2 separate regions of the Homo sapiens genome follow, and region 1 is linked to region 2. Evidence: read pairs that join two places in POLR2A ChIA-PET (ENCODE). Cell type or tissue: CD4-positive, alpha-beta T cell. All regions are shown on one strand. Links, peaks and the distances in the headings refer to the core of each region. The heading gives the core; the rest is flanking DNA.

Region 1 (10,905 bases), core at 1,048-9,047, 110 kb before region 2:
TCTGGTCAAGATGTTGTCCTATTTCTCTACTGTATATTAATTTTTTTCACCTTGCAGCTACTCTATGGGTCTCAGATACATCTTTTACTTACTCTAGTATCAAGCATATAGAATTATTTGGCTGGATAGGAAACAAAACAAATTTAGCTATCCAGTTTGGATTCATGCTAATATTCTTTGTTTCTGGGACAAAACTATTTGTGGTCATTGTCTATTTGCTATTCCTGTGTTTCCAGAATAGAAGAGGAGCAAAGTTTAAAGCCCTATTCAGAAATGGCAAATAGGTTTTAGTTGATGCTAAATTTAAATTTTTTTTTATTTTTATTTTTTGAGACGGAGTTTTGCTCTTGTTGCCCCGGCTGGAGTGCAATGGCCTGATCTCAGCCTCCCCAGTAGCTGGGATTACAGGCGCCCGCCACCACGCCTGGCTAATTTTTTATATTTTTAATAGGGAGAGGGTTTCACCATGTTGGCCAGGATGGTTTCAAACTCCTGACCTCAGGTGATCCACCCGCCTCGGCCTCCCTAAGTGCTGGGACTATAGACGTAAGCCACCGTGTCCAGCCTAAAAAAAATGTTTTTAAACAACTTTGGTTCTAAAAATAAAATAAGATGATAAAAATTAAATGAAGATCAATGGGGTTAATTTTTTAATTGAGCAAGACATTATCATTGTTAGTATAAAACAATCTGATCTTTTTCTGTCAATGTTTGTCATTGTTCATATAATTTCAAAAATCTTTGTAATGACAGATTCTGGGGGAACTAAACAAAAAAGAATTATAACAAAACAAATGTAGAGCAGTACATGGCAGGAGAATCACTTGAACCTTGGAGGTGGAGGTTGCAGTGAGCTGAGATAGCGCCACTGCACTCCAGCCTGGGCGACAGAGCAAGACTCCATTTCAAATTAAAAAAACAAGGCTGGGCGCGGTGGCTCACGCCTGTAGTCCCAGCACTTTGGGAGACCAAGCCGGGTGGATCACAAGGTCAGGAGATCGAGACCATCCTGGCTAACACAGTGAAACCTCATCTCTACTAAAAATACAAAAACAAAATTAGCCAGGTGGGCGCCTGTAGTCCCAGCTACTCGAGAGGCTGAGGTGGGAGTATGGCGTGAACCCAGGAGGCGGCGCTTATAGCGAGCCGAGATTGCGCCATTGCACTCCAGCCTAGGTGACACAGTGAGACTCCGTCTCAAAAAAAAAAAAAAAAAAAAAAAATCAAATTTCAAATAATGAAACAAACTCTGGAGATGGACAGTGGTGATGGTTGCACAGTGTGAATGTACTTAATGCTACTGAACTATAGACTTAACAGTGGTTACAACGGTAAAGGTTATGTATGTTTTACCACGCACACACACGTACACACAAATGTATTTTCAAAAATTTTAAATAATACAGAAGGCTTATAAGTAGAAAGCAGTATCCTTGGCCACGCACAGTGGCTCACACCTGTAATCCCAGCACTTTGGGAGGCTGAGGCGGGTGGATCACCTGAGGTCAGGAGTTCAAGACCAGCCTGGCCAACATGATGAAACACCGTCTTTACTAAAAAATACAAAAAAATTAGCTGGGCGTGGTTGCGGGTGCCTGTAATCCTAGCTACTGGGGAGGCTGAGGCAGGAAAATTGCTTGAACCCAGGGAGGCGAAGGTTGCAGCTAGCAGAGATCGTGCCATTGTATTCCAGTGTGGGTGACAAGAGTGAAACTCCATCTCAAAAAAAAAAAAAAAAGAAAAGAAAAGAAAAACGTCTCCTTTTGGCACTCTCCGTAATTAACCATTATTAATAATTTCTTCTGGCCAGGCGCAGTAGCTCATGCCTGGACTCCCCAGCACTTTGGAAGGCTTAGACGGGCGGATCACCTGGGGTCAGGAGTTCAAGATCAGCCTGGCTAACATGGTGAAACCTCATTTCTATAAAAATACAAAAAATTAGTCGGGCATGGTGGGGCACACCTGTAATCCCAGCTACTCGGGAGGCTAAGGCAAGAGAATTTCTTGAACCCAGGAGGTGGAGGTTGCAGTGAGCCGAGATTGTGCTATTGCACTCTAGCTTGGGCAACAAGAGCAAAACTCTGTCTCAAAAAAAAAGGTCTTCCTATGTACAAATATATAAACTTGTTTTTTGGTATTTTTTCTTTTTATTTTCTTTTCTCTTTATTTGTTTGAGACAGAGTCTTGCTCTGTCACTCAGGATGGAGTGTAGTGGTGTGATCACAGCTCACTACAGCCTAGACATCACAGGCTCAAGCGATCCCTCACTTCAGCCTCCCGAGTAGCTGGGACCACAGGTATACACCACCATGCTTGGCAAATTTTATATTTTTTGTAGAGACGGGTCTCACCATGTTGCCCAGGCTGGTGTTTTTTCTTTTTAAAACATAAATTATACTATATGTGTTGCTCTACAGTTATTTTTCTTTATATTTTGGAAATTCTTCCATATCAGCATATGTAGTTCTACCTCATTAATTTTTTTAATGATACTAGGATATTTTAGGGTATAAGGATCTTTCATCTATTTAGCCATGCCTTATGGCCATTTCGATTGTATCCAGTCCTTTGTAGTTGCGGACAAATAAACATCATTGTAAAGATGATATTTCTGATAAATTCCAAAAATATGTATGATTCCTAAAAATGGGTCAAAAGATGTATCTTTTTTGGTCAGGCCCAGTGGCACACACCTGTAATCCCAGCACTTTGGGAGGCCAAGGCGGGCAGATCTCTTGAACCCAAGAGTTCAAGACCAGCCTGGGCAACAGGGTGATACCCTGTTTCTACAAAGATTAGCCAGGCATGGTGGTGCATGCCTGTAATCCCAGCTACTCGGGAGGCTGAGGTGGGAGAATCACTTGAACCCAGGAGGTGGAGGCTGCAGTGAGTTATGATGATGCAACTCTACTCCAGCCAGGCTGGTAAAGCAAGACCCACTCTCAAAAAAAAAAAAAAATCCATTAAAAATAATTACAAACTTATGAAAAAAAAGAAAACTAAGTCTTTTTAAAATGTAGATTGATATTCTCAAAGTCCCTTTCCCCCAAAATGTTTATTTTTTTTTGAGCTAGAATCTTGCTCTGTTGCCCAGGCTGGAGTGCAATGCACGGTCTCTGCTCACTGCAGCCTCCTCCTCCTGGGTTCAAGTGATTCTCCTGCCTCAGCCTCCCCAGTAGCTGGGGCTACAGGTGCATGCCACCACACCCACCTGTATTTTTTTTTTTTTTTTTTTTTTTTGTATTTTTAGTAGAGACGGGGTTTCGCTATTTTGGCCAGGCTGATCTTGAACTCCTAACCTTGTGATCCATCCACCTCGGCCTCCCAAAGTGCTAGGATTACAGGTGTGAGCCACCGCGCCCAGCCTGTTTTTATCTTTTTTATTTTTTGTTTGTGTTTTTTGAGACAGGGTCTCACCTTGTCACCCAGGCTGGAGTGCATTGTCGCGATCTCTGCTCACTTGCAACCTCCGCCTTCTGGGCTCAAGTGATCCTCCCACCACGCCCTCCTGAGTAGCTGGGACTACAGGTGCATTTCATCACGCTCAGGTAATTTTTGTATTTTTAGTTGAGACAGGATTTCACCATGTTGGCCAGGCTGGTCTCAAACTCTTGGCCTCAAGTGATCCACCCGCCTCAGCCTCCCAAAGTGCTAAGATTACAGGCATGAGCCACCGCGCCCAGCCTTCCGCAAAACGTTTTTAAGTGTCAAATTTTTAATGCTAAAAGAGCAGTTACCCAGCATCAATGTGTTCATTCAGAGAAATAAACAAAAATTTCAAATGATTTTGTTTGCTTTGACTTATAATAATTTGGGCTGTTTTCAAAATTTCAACTTAAATATAATTTTTTTAACTTTTATTATTATTTGAGTCAGGGTCTTACTCTGTTGCCCAGGCTAGAGTACAGTAACATGATCTCAGCTCACTGCAACCTCTGCCTCCCAGATTCAAGCAATCCTCCCACCTCATCCTCCCAAGTAGCTGGGACTACGGGTGTGTGCCACTATGCCCAGATAATTTTTGTAGCTCTTTTTTTTTAGAGATGGGGTTTCACCATGTTCCCCAAGCTGGTCTTGAAGTCCTGAGCTCAAGTGATCCACCCATCTTCGCCTCCCAAAGTGCAGGGATTACAGGGGTGAGCCACCACACCTGGTCCCATCTCTAGATTATTTATACCTAATACAATGTAAATACTATGTCAGTAGTTGTTACACTGTATACTTTAGGGAATAATCACAAGAAATGAAGTTGGTACATGTTCAATACGGACACAACCATCCTTTTTTTCCAATTATTTTTGATGTGTGGTTGGTTGAATCCATGGATGTGGAACTCACAGATATGGAGGGTAAACTCTAGAGAGAGAGAGAGTGTGTGTGTGTGTGTGTTTGTATGTGTATGGTGTTGGTGGTGGAGTAAAATATATATAACATAAAATTCATAAAGTTGACAATTTTTAAGTTCAGCATACCTTCACCTTCACATTGTTCAACCAACACCACCACCATTTCCCGAACTTTCTTATCTTCCCAAACTATACACATTAAATGGTAACTCAGCTGTTTAGCTGTTAGTCCAGCCCAGCTCTGCCTCAGTGAACTATGCTGTGCTCTGCTCCACTGAGGTGCAGGGCTGACTGTATCATCACCAGCAGGGGGGATGGCTGGCCCCAACCTGAGGAGGAGAAAAAGAAGGAGGTACGCAGGTCCCTGGGGTTTCTGGTTGTATTCTTGTCCCTAGGCCCCTGCGTTGTCCCTTAGTGAGGGAGAAACCTTATGATCCTGGCCCAGCCTTGCAGGCTCCCCCGGCATAGAGACACATGCTCTGTGCTGTCTTCTAGGGGCTGCTGCTGCCCTATGTCTCCTGGCCAGTTGACATTTTGGCAACCATGAAGTGACCTGAAGCGAGCCTCCATTTACTGATATTATAATTGGAGCCTTGGTACCATTCACCCAATCTCGCTGAGCCAGCAGGGGTCTCTGGTGAGTCTCCTCTCAGATTTCAAATCTTCCTAATTTTGGTTTGAGATTCATACTTTGTTCAAGCAACCAATTCCACACTTGATGGAGCTGGAATTAAAGTTCTGCTTCTAAGGACACAATCATAGACACTGGTTATTTTACCTAGGCTTTGATTGGAATGGCAAATTTTCAGATATGACCAGACTGCTTTAAAACATTGAGGTTGTTTTTGTTTTGTTTTTGTTTTTTAGAGACAGGCTTTTACTCTGTTGCTCAGGCTGGAGTGCAATGGCATGATCATAGCTCACTGCAGCCTCAAACTTGGGGGGGTCAAGCTGTCCTCTTGCCTCAGTGACCTAAGTAGCTGGGGCTATAGGTGCATTCCACCATGCCTGGCTAAGTTTTTGTTTTGTTTTGTTTTTTGTCTTTTCTTAGAGACTGGGTCTGGCTTTGTTGCCCAGGTTGGTCTTGAACTTCTGGCTTGAGGAGATCCTCCTGCCTTTGCCTCCCAAAGCACTAAAGCACTGGGATTACAGGTGTGAGCCACCGCACCAGCCAAGGTTTACTTTATAGAGCTGATAAAAAAGATTTGGGAAGATTGACTCGCCATTGCAGAACAATCATGTATTTGGGTCATGTTTAAGTCAATATCTCACACCATTAGGAAGGTTCATTCCTAAGAAGTTGAGTCTCATGGAGGGGGGAATATTACAAAGGACCAAAGCTGAATTTTAAACAAGAGAGAAGTGGTCCTGGAAACTGTTTCAGACTACATGACTGTCCCTTTGATCAAAGCAATTCCTTGAGCAATCATTATTGTTCAAAGGTTCCCTAACAAGGTCCCTGACCTTGCAGTAAGTAAAAGATGTCACTTTCTGACAAGCCCAGGAACCTCAAGATATTTTTGGGGACTTCAGGAAGAGAGGATTTCACCCAATGCATACAGGTATTATGGGAACAGTCTGATGATGGATCCTTGGCTTGACTTCTTAGCCTCAAGGCTTTTAAAAGTCTAATCCAAAATTCCTTATGAATGTTCCAACAAAACCAACTTAAAAGAGCCTAGGTGGCCACTCACTATTCTTATTGCCCCCTATGCAAAGAATCAGGCCAAATATATTACTAAACCTTATTTTGAAAGTAGATTGCGAGCCAGGCGTGGTGGCTCACACCTATAATCCCAGCACTTTGGGAGGCCTAGGCGGGTGGATCTATTGAGGTCAGGAGTTCGAGACCAGCCTGGCCAACATGGTGAAGCCCTGTCTCTACTAAAATTATAAAAATTTGCTGGGCGCAATGGTGGGTGTCTGTAATCCCAGCTACTTGGGAGGCTTAGAAACGAGAATCACCTGAACCCAGGAGGTGGAGGTTGTAGTGAGCCGAGATCGCACCACTGCACTCCAGCCTGGGCCACAAAGTGAGATTCCATCTCAAAAAAAAAAAAAAGAGAGAGAGAGTAAATTGCGGCGGGACCAGGCACAGGCAGCATTTTGGGAGGCCAAGATGGGCAGATCACTTGAGGCCAGGAGTTAGAGACCAGCCTGGCCAACACAGTAAAGCCCCATCTTTACCAAAAATACAAAAAACAGCCGAACATGGTGGTGCTTGCCTGTAATCCCAGCTACTTGGGAGGCCAAGGCAGGAAAATTGCTTGAACCCAGTGGACAGAGGTGGCAGTGAGCCAAGATTGCCACTGCACTCCAGCCTAGGCAACAGAGCGAGACTCTTGTCTCAAAAAATAAAATCAAATAAATAAATAAAATAAATATTTTTAAAAAGAAAGTAAATTGGTCCCACTAAGATTAATCTTTGGTAAAAATGGGGAATTGAAGAGGAAAAAAAAAAGTACATTCTATCAAAATTATAGCATACCTATTATTAAATTCCAGCCTTGACTATTTTTTTAAATTTATTATTTGCATAGAATTTGGACTAAGTCCTGAATTCTTTCCTGTCTGCAAGTCTTGAAATTGATGTTTCTAAATTTTTCTCCCACTTTTCTGACTTGAAATCACTAAAATTAAAACTGCTTTTTCCTGAAGCCTGGCAAACTGAAACTGGACAATTTTACGTAAACTTCAGAAAAGTCACCATAGTAGCTTACATATAGAAACCTTTGTGGGCTGGGCGTGGTGGCTCATGCCTGTAATCTCAACGCTTTGGGAAGCCGAGGTGGGAGGATCGCTTGGGAGGGAGCCCAGGAGTTCAGGACCAGCCTGGGCAACATAGTAAGAGACTACTTTTTAGTCTCTACAAAAAAATTTTACAAAGAATGTTAGTGAAGTGTGGTGATATGCACCTGTAGTCCCAGCTATCTTGGGAGGCTGAGGTAGAGGATCACTTGAGCCCAGGAGTTCCAGACTATAGTGAGCTATGATCATGCCACTGCACTCCAGCCTAGGTGACAGAGCAAGACCCTTCTCAAAAAAAAAAAAAAAAAAAATGCTTTAAGCCCAGCATCTAAAAATCTCAACTGGCTGCCCCCTGTTCTCAAAAACTAAGTATCTATATCCCAGATAAATCAGATAACATCACTAAGTTAATGGCCGATATAAAGACCCAAATAAAAGATTGGCTAAACAGCTGGTTTAGATCTTGGGAAACTTGATAACAAAAAAAGTTTCTTTTTCTAAAAATTATAATCATTTGTTATTTTTTGTCTACACTGCTGTTATGGCATTTGAGGGTTTTTTTTTTTTTTTTTTGGCTGAGACAGGGTCTTACTCTGTGGCATCAGCTGGAGTGCAGTGGTGCCACCTCAGCTCACTGCAGTCTCTACCTCCTGGGCTCAGTCCTCCCACCTCACCCTCCCAAGTAGCTGGGACTTAACAGGTACACACCATCATGCCAGGCTAATTTTTGTAGTTTTTGTTTTATAGAGATGGGGTTTGCCATGTTACCAAGGCTGGTCTTGAACTCCTGAGCTCCAAGGGTCTGCCTGCCTCGGCCTCCTAAAGTGCTAGGAACCCATGACAGTTACATCTTCAGTGTGAAATGTTAAATATACCTTCCCCCTGCCCGCCCCCCAAAAAAAGACCATCTTGACTAATCAGATCATTGTAACTATACATTAAGCCTTACATAGGAAAATATTAGTGTTAAACTTCAAATAAAACCAAAATGAAAACTGCCCATTTCACCCTTACCCCCAGCCTCAGCAACCACCATTCTACTTTTTCTTCCTCTATGAATTTGATTACTCTGAGCATCTCTTAGAAGTGTCATCCTACAATATTTGTTCTTTTGTGACATGCTTATTTCACTTATCGTAATGTCCTCAAGGAAATGGCTGATTCCAATGCTTAGCAGACGTGTTTTCTCTGATGCATCTGGAACAGCTTCTTATGCCAGAAAGTAAGGAGTGCTCAACAAAATGGTGGAGGTGTGTCAAGGAACTTAGAAGCTAGGTTGAAAAGACTCCCATTGGTAGACTCCCGTTATTAGAAAGGAATGCTGCTTACATTAGAATGCCAGCTAATAAATGTAGAAAAAGTGGTAGAATTAGAAAATAGTCACCATTTTGCAACCTCATAGTAATAATTGATACAGTCAAAGATCATCAATGGATATTAAAACTAGTGAATAAAAGTTTGATGAAGAACAGAATATTCACGTAATTGCAAAGTGTCTCCTATGAATCACTAATTACAAAGGAAAAAATAGAAACTTTGAAATGGAAAACATGGCACATACCACCTAAATCAAGTACAAAGTTATCAGTAATGGGACTAATGGATATGATCCTCTGACAAGGATATGACATCACTTAGGTAATACTCTTGTCAAAAATACATAGCCTAAATCTAATAATGAGGGAAGCATGAGACAAACCCAAATTAGGGACATACTACAAATAACTGACCAATTGTCTTCTAAAATGTTCGTGTTACAAAGAAGTCTGAGGAACTGGTTCCAGGCTGAAAGAAACAGAAAGGAAATGACACCTAAATGCAATACATGCTACTGGATTAGGATGTTTAAAATTGCTCCGAAAGAACATTTGGACAATTGGTAAATTTTAAATTTAAGTTGAAATATGGACTAATATTTTATCAATGTAAAATTTTCTGATTTTGATAATTGTACTTTGGTTATGTAAGAGAATTTTTTTTTTTTTTTTTCAGAAAATAGAAACTGAAGTATTTTTGGGTAAAGGGCATGAAAGCTAAACGTGACTCTCAAATGGTTCAGAAAAAAATTATATGTATATTGCAATAACTAGGATTATCCAGAGAAAAAGAGCCAACAAGCTATATATAGAGAAAAATTTATTTTAAGGAATTGGCTCACACGATGGAGGCTTGGAGAGTTGAAAGTCTGATGGGGTAGGCCCCATGTTGGAGACTGCACTTTGAGTCTTCATCTTGAGGGAAGAGCTGCAGTTTGAGTCTTGAGGCAGTCTTGTGGTAGAATTTCTTCTTACTCAAGGGAGGTCAGTCTTTTTTCTATTAAGACCTTCAGCTGATTGGATGAGTTCCACCTACATTATGAAGAGTAATCTGCTTTACTAAAAGTCCACCAATCTAAATGTTGATTTCATCTAATAAACACCTTCACAAAAAGATCCAGAATATTTGAGAAAATATCTGGGCATCGTGGCCCAGCCAAGCTGACACATAAAATTTACTACCATATATGCATATGTATATACAGTATACATGTATATATAGATGGCTGGGCAAGGTGGCCCACACCTGTAATCCCAGCACTTTGGGAGGCCAAGGTGGGGCAGATCATCGAGGTCAGGCGTTTGAGACCAGCCTGACCAATGTGGTGAAACCCAGTCTCTCTAAAACTACAAAAAATTAGCCGAGCTTGGTGGCAGGCGCCTGTAGTCCCAGCTATTCGGGAGGCTGAGACAGGAAAATTGCTTGAACCCGGAAGGCGGAGATTGCAGTGAGCCGCGATTGTGCCACTGCACTCCAGCCTGGGCGACAGAGCAAGACTCTGCCTCAAAAAAAAAAAAAAAAAATGATAAAGCAAATATGCAAAATGTTAATATTTGGTAAAGGGTATAAAGGACTTCTTATGCTCTCCTTGCAAGTGTAGGTTTGATGGTATTTCAAAGTGAAAAGTTTAAGAGATAAAAGGAATGGTATACAATGGAATAAACTCCAGCTGTTAAAGTGATAGAAGGGGTTTTACTGATGTAAAAACATGTCCAAGATAAATTAGAGGAAAAAGCAAGGTGCAGAATATTGTAGGTACATTAATCCTTCTTTATCCTTGGTTTCACTTTCCATGGTTTCAGTAGCCCATCAGCCATGGTTTGAAAATATTAAATGGAAAATTCGAGAAATAAACAATTTTAAGTTTTAAATTGTGTATGGTTTTGAGTAGCATAATGAAATCTTGTGCTATCCACTCCATCCTGCTTGGGACGTGAATCATCTCTTTGTTTACTGTATCCATGCTGTGTATGCTACCTGCCTGTTGGCCACTTAGTGGCCCTCTCAGTTATCAGAGATTGACAGATCACAAGAAGGGTGAGTACAGTACAATAAGATATTTTGAGAAAGAGAGAGAGACCACATTCACATAACTTTTATTATAGTAAATTGTTATAATTGTTCTATTTTATTATTGTTAAACTCTTACTGTGCCTAATTTGTAAATGAAACTTTATCATAGGTATATGCGTATAGGAAAATATATACTCTATATATGGTTCTGTACTATTTGCAGTTTCAGGCATCTCTTGAGTCTTGCAATATATTCCCTGAGGATAAATGGGGGGACTACTGTTGTAGTATGACATCATTTGAGTGGAAAAAATTATGTATGCTGGTATATGTTTATAAATTCCCAAAATACCTCTGCAAAGATAAACAAAACCTGGTGACAGTCTATTAGTCCCTAAGGCAACCATGATTGCCTTAGTGGAGAAAAACTGGGAGGCAGGTGATGAGAAAGAGAATTTTCATTATACATGCTTTAGTAACT
Region 2 (10,905 bases), core at 1,826-9,825:
ATCCTTCAACAAGCTGAGTTTCTTCTGTGTGTGATAGGGGTGAGAAGGAAGATTTACTCCAAAACAGAGGTAACAAATGAAGATGTTTCCAGGACAAAGGAAGACAAGCTTGAGAAAGAAAGAAGACGGCCTGGGAATTCCCAAAATATGGGGGATACTTATAGAAATCTGAGTAAGCCCAAGACTGTTATCAAAAGACACAGTGTAGGCCGTGTGCAATGGTTCACGCCTGTAATCCCAGCACTTTGAGAATCCGAGGTAGGAGGATTCGTTGATCCCAGGAGTTTGGAGACCAGCCTGGGCTACATAAGGAGACCCTGTCTCTACAAAAAATAAAATTAGACAGGTGGCGGTGCATGCCTGTGGTCCCAGCTACTCAGGAGGCTGAGGTGGGAGGATCACTTGAGCCCAGGAGGTTGAGGCTGCAATGAGCTATGATTGCACTACTGCACACCAGCCTGGGTGCCAGAGTGAAATGCTGTCTCAAAAAAAAAAAAAAAAAAGTGGGCCTGTGAAACCACAGCGCTTGGCTTTGAATCCTAATGTGAACTTGGGCAAGTTACTTAAAAACTCTTGAGCTTTATTTATTTATTTATTTATTTTGAGACTGAGTTTCGCCTGTCGCCCAGGCTGGAGTACAGTGGCGTGATCTGGGATCACTGCAAGCTCCGCCTCCTGGGTTCACGCCATTCTCATGCCTCAGCCTCCCGAGTAGCTGGGACTACAGGTGCTCACCACCACGCCCGGTTAATTTTTTTTGTATTTTTAGTAGAGACAGGGTTTCACCGTGTTACCCAGGATGGTCTCGATCTGCTGACGTCGTGATCCACCTGCCTCAGCCTCCCAAAGTGCTGGGATTACAGGCGTGAGCCACCACGCCCAGCCAACTCTTGAGCTTTAATTTCTTCATCTGTAAAATTGAAATAATGGCTTTATTATAGAGTGTTATGAGAATTGAGCCTGGCACATAGAAAATGCTGAATACATGTAAGATATAATTATTATAAAAAGTATGCTTGCGGCCAGGCAGGGTGGCTCACGCCTGTAATCCCAGCACTTTGAGAGGCTGAGGTGTGTGGATCACTTGAAGTCAGGACTTCCAGACCAGCCTGGCCAACATGGTGAAACCCCATCTTACTAAAAATACAAAAATTAGCCGGGCATGGTGTCGCACACCTATAATCCCAGCTACTCGGCAGGCTGACTCAGAATTCCTTGAACCTCGGAGGCGGAGGTTGCAGTGAGCCAAGATAGTGCCACTGCACTCCGGCCTGGGCAACAGAGTGAGACTCTGTCTGAAAAAATAAAAGGTATGCTTGGGCCTCCTTCTTAAATTCATTAATTTAACAAATATCAAGTCCATATTTAATTATTTAATCTACGCATCAGTCTATACCCTGGGAAAACCACATTAAAAAAATACTGCCTACATGGAGCTCATATTCTAGTGGGGGAGTCAGTATATGAGTAGATAATAAGTGCTAGGACGAAAAATACAACAGGATAAGAGTGTAGGGAAAGCTGAATTGGTCTAGGAAATGTGACCTGACACTTGAGCACAAATAGCTTTTTTTTTTTTTGAGACGGAGTCTCGCTCTGTCACCAGGCTAGAGTGCAGTGGCATGGTCTTGGCTCACTGCAACCTCCACCCCCTGGGTTCAAGCGATTCTCCTGCCTCAGCCTCCCGAGTAGCTGGGACTACAGGTGTGTACCACCACACTGGGCTAATTTTTTTTTTTTTTAATTTTAGTAGAGGTGGGGTTTCACCATGTTGGCCAGCATGGCCTCAATCTGCTGACCTCATGATCTGCCCACCTCGGCCTCCCAAAATGCTGGGATTACAGGCGTGAGCCACCATGCCTGTCCAAAAATACCTTTATGTGATGAAATACCTTCAGTATTTTAACAATCCTGTATCGGCCGGGCATGGTGGCTCACGCCTGTAATCCCAGCACTTTGGGAGGCCGAGGCGGGTGGATCACGAGTTCAGGAGATAGAGATCATCCTGGCTAACACGGTGAAACCCCGTCTCTACTAAAAATACAAAAAATTAGCCAGGTATGGTGGCGGGCACCTATAGTCCCAGCTACTCAAGAGGCTGAGGCAGGAGAATGGCGTGAACCCGGGAGGTGGAGCTTGCAGTGAGCTTAGATTGCCCCACCGCACTGCAGCCTGGGGGTCAGAACTAGACTCTGTCTCAAAAAAAAAAAAAAAAAAAATCCTGTATCATGATGTTATACATTAGCCAATACCTGATTTTTAACTTTGCAAACCTTAGACTCACTAAACAAAATTTATTCCAAGTGCCAATATCTGAAATAAATCCAACCAAAATCCTCCTCACCCTTTTTTCTTGCCTTGTTTGGTAATAAATAATGGGAGAGGCTGGGGGTGGTGGCTCATGCCTGTAATCCCAGCACTTTGGGAGGCCGAGGCATGTGGATCACCTGAGGTCAGGAGTTGGAGACCAGCCTGGCCAACCTAGTGAAACCCCGTCTCTACTAAAAATACAAAAATTAGCTGGGCATGGTGGTGGGCGCCTATAATCCCAGCTACTCAGGAGGCTGAGGCAGGAGAATCGCTTGAACCTGGGAGGCGGAGGTTGCAGTGAGCCAAGATTGTGCCACTGCACTCCAACCTGGGCGACAAGAGCAAAACTCCATCTCAAAATAAATAATAAATACATAAATAATGGGAGATTCAGACATTGGAACACAACATTAAAATTGTCACAGAATGCCAGGCCCGGTAGCTCACACCTGTAATCCCAGCACTTTGGGAGGCCGAGGTGGGCGGAAATTCGAGACCTGAGGTCAGAAGTTCCAGACCAGCCTGACCAACATGGAGAAACCCCGTCTCTACTAAAATACGAAAAAATTAGCCGGGTGTGGTGGCACATCACTATAATCCCAGCTACTTGGAAGGCTGAGGCAGGAGAATCGCTTGAACCTGGGAGGTGAAGGTTGCGGTGAGCCGAGATCGTGCCATTGCACTCTAGCCTGGGCAACACGAATGAAACTCTGTCTCAAAAAAAATTAATTAAAAAAATTGTCACAGAAGTCTAATTTAGACAATACAAGGATGACCCTGATATATTAAGTGATATCTGTGAACCATTTTTACATTAAAAATACATAATATATGCATGTTTTTTAAAGTCTGGGAAGATTCACTTCTAAAGATGGCCTTGATGTAGAACAACTAGAACTTTTACACATTGCTGGTTGGAATGCAAAATGGGTAGTAGCCACTTTGGGAAAGAATATGGCAATATCTTATGAAGTTTGACATATACTTACCATTTGACCCATGAACCCAACACATACAAAATTAAAGGGAAATAAAAATGTATGATCAGGCCGGGGGCGGTGGCTCATGCTTGTTGTGATCCCAGCACTTTGGGAGGCTGAGGCGGATGGGTCACTTGAGGCCAGGAGTTCAAGACCAACCTGGGCAACATGGCGTGACTCCGTCTCTACAAAACATACAAAAAAATAGCACACTCGCTCCCTCTCTCTCTCTCCCTCTCCCTCTCCCTCACCCTCCCCCTCTCCCTCTCCCCTCTTTCCACGGTCTCCCTCTCCCTCTCCCTCTCTTTCCACGGTCTCCCTCTCCCTCTCCCTCTCCCTCTCTTTCCACGGTCTCCCTCTCCCTCTCTTTCCACGGTCTCCCTCTCATGCCGAGCCGAAGCTGGACTGTGCTGCTGCCATCTCGGCTCACTGCAACCTCCCTGCCTGATTGTCCTGCCTCAGCCTGCCGAGTGCCTGCAATTGCAGGCGCGCGCCGCCACGCCTGACTGGTTTTCGTATTTTTTTGGTGGAGACGGGGTTTCGCTGTGATGGCCGGGCCGGTCTCCAGCTCCTGACCGCGAGTGATCCGCCAGCCTCGGCCTCCCGAGGTGCCGGGATTGCAGACAGAGTCTCGTTAACTCAGTGCTCAATGGTGCCCAGGCTGGAGTGCAGTGGCGTGATCTCGGCTCGCTACAACCTCCACCTCCCAGCCGCCTGCCTTGGCCCCCCAAAGTGCCGAGATTGCAGCCTCTGCCCGGCCGCTACCCCGTCTGGGAAGTGAGGAGCGTCTCTGCCTGGCCGCCCATCGTCTGGGATGTGAGGAGCCCCTCTGCCTGGCTGCCCAGTCTGGAAAGTGAGGAGCGCCTCTTCCCGGTCGCCATCCCATCTAGGAAGTGAGGAGCGTCTCTGCCCGGCTGCCCATCGTCTGAGATGTGGGGAGTGCCTCTGCCCTGCTGCCCCGTCTGGGATGTGAGGAGCGCCTCGGCCCGGCCGCGACCCTGTCTGGGAGGTGAGGAGCGTCTCTGCCCGGCCGCCCTGTCTGAGAAGTGAGGAGACCCCCCGCCTGGCAACCGCCCCGTCTGAGAAGTGAGGAGCCCCTCCGCCCTGCTGCCACCCCGTCTGGGAAGTGAGGAGCGTCTCCGCCCAGCAGCCACCCTGTCCGGGAGGGAGGTGGGGGTCAGCCCCCCACCCGGCCAGCCGCCCCGTCCGGGAGGTGAGGGGCGCCTCTGCCCGGCCGCCCCTACTGGGAAGTGAGGAGCCCCTCTGCCTGGCCAGCCGCCCTGTCCGGGAGGGAGGTGGGGGGGTCAGCCCCCCGCCCGGCCAGCCGCCCCGTCTGGGAGGTGAGGGGCGCCTCTGCCCGGCTGCCCCTACTGGGAAGTGAGGAGCCCCTCTGCCTGGCCAGCCGCCCCGTCCGGGAGGGAGGTGGGGGGGTCAGCCCCCCGCCCGGCCAGCTGCCCCGTCCGGGAGGTGAGGGGCGCCTCTGCCCGGCTGCCCCTACTGGGAAGTGAGGAGCCCCTCTGCCCGGCCAGCCGCCCCGTCCGGGAGGGAGGTGGGGGGTCAGCCCCCCGCCCGGCCAGCCGCCCAGTCCGGGAGGGAGGTGGGGGGGTCAGCCCCCCTCCCGGCCAGCCGCCCCGTCCGGGAGGGAGGTGGGGGGGTCAGCCCCCTGCCCGGCCAGCCGCCCTGTCCGGGAGGTGAGGGGCGCCTCTGCCCGGCCGCCCCTACTGGGAAGTCAGGAGCCCCTCTGCCCGGCCACCACCCCGTCTGGGAGGTGTACCCAACAGCTCACTGAGAACGGGCCATGATGACAATGGCGGTTTTGTGGAATAGAAAAGGGGGAAAGGTGGGAAAAAGAATGAGAAATCGGATGGTTGCCGTGTCTGTGTAGAAAGAAGTAGACATGGGAGACTTTTCATTTTGTTCTGTACTAAGAAAAATTCTTCTGCCTTGGGATCCTGTTGATCTGTGACCTTACCCCCAACCCTGTGCTCTCTGAAACATGTGCTGTGTCCACTCAGGGTTAAATGGATTAAGGGTGGTGCAAGATGTGCTTTGTTAAACAGACGCTTGAAGGCAGCATGCTGGTTAAGAGTCATCACCACTCCCTAATCTCAAGTACCCAGGGACACAAACACTCTGCCTAGGAAAACCAGAGACCTTTGTTCACTTGTTTATCTGCTGACCTTCCCTCCACTATTGTCCTATGACCCTGCCAAATCCCCCCCTGCGAGAAACACCCAAGAATGATCAATAAAAAAATAAAAAAATAAAAAAATAAAAAATAAAAAATAAAAAAAATAAAAAAAAAAAATAGCACACTCCTGTAGTCCCAGCTACTTGGGAGGCTGAGGTAGGAGGATTGCTTGAGCCCAGGAAGTTGAGGCTGCAGTGAGCCATGATCACACCACCACACTCCAGTCTGGGCAACAGAGGGAAAAAAATGTTGAAAGACTGCACACAAATGTTTATATTGATAGTTATTCATATTAATCAAACCCTGCAAACAACCCAAACATCCATTAACTGGTTACAAAGGAAGATTGCTCAGCAATAGAAAATAAATATTGATACATGCAATAAAGATGAATCTCAAAAACATAATACTAAGTAAAAGAACTAAAATACAAAAGACTATATACTTTGCATATATAAAAATATTTACATGAAATTTTCAAAAAGGCAAAATCATAGTGACATAAAACAGAGCAACAGTTGCCTGGGCGTGTGGCAGGAAGGATGTGGGGAGGGCAGGGAAGAAGATCAAAGGGCATGAGAAAACTTTTTAGAGTGATGGAAATATTCTATATTTTGTTTGTGGTGGTAGTTTTACAGCTATATGCATCACTAAAATTCATCGAATTGTGCACTTAAGACAGGTGTATTTTATTGTATGTAAATTTTATTTTATGTAAAACTGTACACTTAAGACAGGTTTATTTTATTGTATTTTATTGCATGTAATAAAGCTGGAAAAATTCATCATGTTTTACGACTTAAGATTTGCATAATTTCCTTCATGTAAAAAAAAATTGTAATAAACAATTAAAAACAGGTGACCTTTTATAATGGAGCAGCTTAACTTCAAAATTAATTTTATTTTACTTTTATTAGTTTTTGAGACAGGCTCACGATGTGTCACCCAGGCTGGAGTGCAGTGGCGTGATTAGAGCTCCCTGCAGCCTCAAGCTTCTGGGCTCAAGCAATCCTCCCACCTCAGCTTCTCAAGTAGCTGGGACTACAGGCAAGCAGCATTTCACCTGCCTAACTTTCTTTTTTTTTTTTTTTTGAGATGGATTCTTGCTCTGTCACCCAGGCTAGAGTACAGTGGCATGATCTTGGCTCACTGCAACCTCTGCCTCCCGGGTTCAAGCGATTCTTCTGCCTCAGCCTCCTGAGTAGCTGGGACCACAGGCACGTGCCATCACACCTGGCTAATTTTTGTATTTTTTAGTAGAGACGAGGTTTCACCATATTGGCCAGGCTGGTCTCGATCTCCTGACCTCGTGATCCACCTGCCTCAGCCTCCCAAAGTGCTGGGATTATAGGCTTGAGCCACTGCGCCCGGCCTACAAAGCTTTTTTTATGAGATGGAGTCCCGCTCTGTGGCCCAGGCTGGAGTGCAGTGGCACGATCTCAATGCAACCTCCGCCTCCCAGGTTCATTTCTCCTGCCTCAGCCTCCCAAATAGCTGGGACTACAGGCGAACGCCACCATGTCTGGCTAATTTTTGTATTTTTAGTAGAGACAGGGTTTTGCCATGTTGGCCAAGAGGGTCTGGAACTCCTGACCTCAAGTGATCCGTCCACCTTGGCCTCCAAAAGCGCTGGGATTACAGGTATGAGCCACTGTGCCTGGCCTGTTTTACTATTATTAAAATTAAGTGATTAAGTAGTAACAAAAAAACTGAGACTTTCTAGTGATTTTTGATCCTAAGCCTTCTCTCACTGTTGGGCCTTCATTTGTGTACTTAAAATCAATATATGTACAAGTGTTGCACTGGTTTAAAGATTCTAATGGTGAAAGTTACCGGATTACTGTATCTAGAAACCAATCTTGGAAATGGGAGATGATGCTCTTTTTTCTTTTTTAATTTTCTTAAATTTTTTCTTTATTTTTGGCTGGGCGCGGTGGCTCACACCTGTAATCCCAGCACTTTGGGAGGCTGAGACAGGGGGATCACGAGGTCAGGAGATTGAGACCATCCTGGCTAACACGGTGAAAACCCGTCTCTATTAAAAATATAAAAAATTAGCCGGGCGCGGTAGCGGGCGCCTGTAGTCCCAGCTACTCGGGAGGCTGAGGCAGGAGAATGGCGTGAACCCGGGAGGCGGAGCTTGCAGGGAGCAGAGCTCAGGCCACTGCACTTCAGCCTGGGCGACAGAGCGAGACTCCGTCTCAAAAAATAAATAAATAAATAAATAAAAATTTTCTTTATTTTTTTGAGATGGAGTCTTGCTCTGTTGCCTAGGTTGGAGTACAGTGGTGCGATCTCAGCTCACTGCAATCTCCGCCTCGTGGGTTCAAGTGATTCTCATGCTTCAGCCTCCTGAGTAACTGGGATTACCGGTGCGGGCCACCACGCACAGCTAATTTTTTGTATTTTAGTAGAGATGGGGTTTCACTATGTTCATCAGGCTGGTCTTGATCACCTCAGGTGATCCGCCGGTCTCGGCCTCCCAAAGTGTTGTTGAGATTACAGGCAAGAGCCACCGTGCCTGGCCATTAAGTTTTTTCTCTTGTTTAATTAACTTCAATTCTGCCACTTCCTAGATACTCTTTTAAAATAGCTGAAATTATTGTGTGCTTAGTCTCACTCTGTCCTTGTTTTGTTGTATAATATTTTTTATTTTATTTTATTTTATTTTTTGAGACAGAGTCTTGCTCTGTCACCCAGGCTGGAGTGCAGTGGTGTGATCTCAGTTCACTGCAACCTCTGCTTCCCAGATTCAAGCAATTCTCCTGCCTTAGCCTCCGGAGTCGCTGGGATTACAGGCATGCATCACCAACCTGGCTAATTTTGTATTTTTAGTAGAGACGGGGTTTCACCATGTTGGTCAGGCTGATCTCAAACTCCTGACCTTAGCTGATCTGCCTGCCTCTGCCTCCCAAAATGCTGAGATTACAGGCGTGAGCCACCGCGCCCAGCCTGTTGTATAGTATTTAAATGAAAGGGACATAGAAGAAAATAGTTGTTGAGGTTTTAAGATAATCATTCCTACTTTCTCTGTTACTCTATTTAAAACGATGACAAGAAAAATTCATTGTCTTACTTTGCTAAGTTTGGCCTAGGAGCTGTCAGTCTTTTTTTTTTGAGACGGTCTCACCATGTTGCCTAGGCTGGAGTGCACTGGCAGTCTCAGCTCACTGCAATCTCCACCTCTCAGGTTCAAGCAATTTTCAGGACTCAGCCTCCCGAGTAGCTGCCATTACAGGCATGCGCCACCAGACCTGGCTAATTTTTTTTTTTTTTTTTTTGAGACACTGTTTTGCTCCTGTTGCCCAGGCTGGAGTGGGCAACAGGATTAATGCACATGCTTGAGCCCACTCACCCAACTCCTGAGATCTTATCAGGAAGCTGCTGATCACCAGTTCCAGGTGTTTCTATCTATCAGGAGACTGTCTCTTCCTCTGGCACTGACTGTGACCAATTATTATTTTAGATGGACACTTTTTTTTTTAGATGGAGTCTCGCCCTGTTGGCCAGGCTGGAGTGCAGTGGCGGGATCGTGGCTCACTACAACCTCTGCCTCCTGGGTTCCAGCGATTCTCCTGTCTCAGCCTCCCAAGTAGCTGGGATTACAGGCGTGTGCCACCACGCCCGACTAATTTTTGTATTTTTAGGAGAGATGGGGTTTCACCATTTTTGCCAGGCTGGTCTTGAACTCCTGACTTCAGGTGATCCACCCCTCTCAGCCTCCCAAAGTGCTGGGATTACAGGTGTGAGCCACCGCGCCCAGCCCAGAGGGACACTTTAACAACTGACAGTTACCTGATGGTTGCCTGACATTACTTGAGGCCTTTTCCTGCCCTGCTCATGTCTGTCTAACTACCTACTCTAACATCACTATGTTGCCCAGGCTGGTCTCAAACTCCTGGCCTCATGTAATCTTCTTGCCTTGGCCTCCCAAAGTGCTCAGATTACATTACAACTTGCCTATACTTTTTTTTATTACAAATCAAATCAATGCCCCCAAGAAAACCCCATTATTCTGATACAGGGGCCCAGACACCTGCCTTGTGTCAGTATGCTTTGGATGCTAATGTTTAATTTAGAGAAAAACTCTGAGATAATTTTTTCCCTCAAAATTGGCTCTAACTATAATATCACACACCCACCTCTTCGGCAATAGTCCGTGAGCCTAGAGGGATTGAACGGTTTCAGTTTCTGGCCCCATATCTCATGAAAGCACTTCATTTTGATTGTCACCTCTTGGGGTCTGAAGACAAGGCATTGACTGGTGTCAGTGCTTAAGATTTAGTAGGAACTGGTGTCTTTTCCAGACCCAGGAGCCAAAGCCCTATAATTTAGCAGCACAAGGATTAGTTAATAGAACATTTGTACTGCAGAGAGTCCTGGCATTCTCTCTAACATGTCACAGATTAAAATGCTGTGATTTCGTGTTCAGTCATTACTGCCTGCAGTACTTCAAACCACTGTGTTAAAGTAGTTAGCTTACTCATTGCATACATCTAATTGCTAGCAATCTAGTGACAGAACTGTGATCAAAAGCATCACAAATGTGATAGGTTCTGCTGGGTGCAGTGGCTCATGCCTATAATCTCAGCAGTCTGGGAGGCTGAGGTAGGTAGATCACTTGAGGCCAGGAGTTCAAAACCAGCCTAGCCAAAATGACAAAACCATGTCTCTACTAAAAACAAAAATTGACTGGGCATGGTGGCTCAGGCCTGTAATCCCAGCACTTTGGGAGGCCAAGATGGGCAGGTCACCTGAGGTCAGGAGTTTAAGACCAGACTGGCGCATTAAGAGGCAAAATGGCCCATGTCTGATCTTCCTCTGCGGTTGTTCGACTGGTAAAGGAAAATTGTACCTACAGAGCATGTGCACAACCTCAGTAAACGCACTGTGCATGCAGTCACCCTCCCAAGTGCTGACCACCACTGCACATGCAGCAGTCAAGGGGAGGGGAAAAATCAAGTGAGAAAAGAAAACCCTGGAACCACGCCAGTGTATAAACCCCCAAGTCAAGGGCTGAACACGGCACTTGCATCTCCCAAGTTGCCCACTTCTCCCTCTTCCAAATGTGCTTTGCTTCCTTTTGCTCCTGCTGTAACACTTTTTAATAAACTCTCACTCCTGCTCTTAAGCTTGCCTCTGTCTCTTGCTCTGCCTTAAAACTACTTCTGCCCCTGCCAAATGCTTTCCTCTGCAGAGGCAAGGATTGAGTTTGCAGCAGATCTGTACAAATTTGCTGCTGGTAACATGCGTTGGTGTCACAACTAAGATACATTCCCTAGTGGTAAGAAACCTTGATATGGTTTGGTTCTGTGTCCCCATGCAAATCTCACCTTGAATTGTAATAATCCCCACATGTGGTGGGAGGGATCCGGTGGGAGGTCATTGAATCGTGGGAGTGGGTTTTTTCCGTGCTGTTCTCGT

The links. ChIA-PET counts read pairs that join two places held together with the same protein. Peaks named below come from ENCODE experiments on the same cell type or tissue, not always from the same donor. Only the 100,000 strongest peaks of a DNase experiment are listed, where the experiment ranks them.
Region 1: POLR2A ChIA-PET joins it to region 2 with 5 read pairs; 5 of 35 experiments call an interaction of 5 or more read pairs at or near these places.

The regions. Positions count from the first base shown.
Region 1 is chr20:37,075,966-37,086,870 of GRCh38, reverse strand. The region is part of intron 2 of RBL1 (RB transcriptional corepressor like 1); the gene reads left to right. Among named protein-coding and RNA genes, the nearest start is that of RBL1, 15 kb to the left of the region's middle. In CD4-positive, alpha-beta T cell, for the core only: CTCF peaks have their summits at 4,769 and 4,974 (motif pointing right); a DNase peak (open chromatin) is centred at 4,980; H3K27ac peaks cover 324 bases.
Region 2 is chr20:36,970,401-36,981,305 of GRCh38, reverse strand. No RefSeq gene overlaps it. Among named protein-coding and RNA genes, the nearest start is that of SAMHD1, 24 kb to the right of the region's middle. RefSeq lists enhancers at 4,485-5,055, 5,056-5,627. In CD4-positive, alpha-beta T cell, for the core only: no CTCF peak of the experiment used is centred there; DNase peaks (open chromatin) are centred at 6,025 and 6,455; H3K4me3 peaks cover 653 bases; H3K27ac peaks cover 2,752 bases.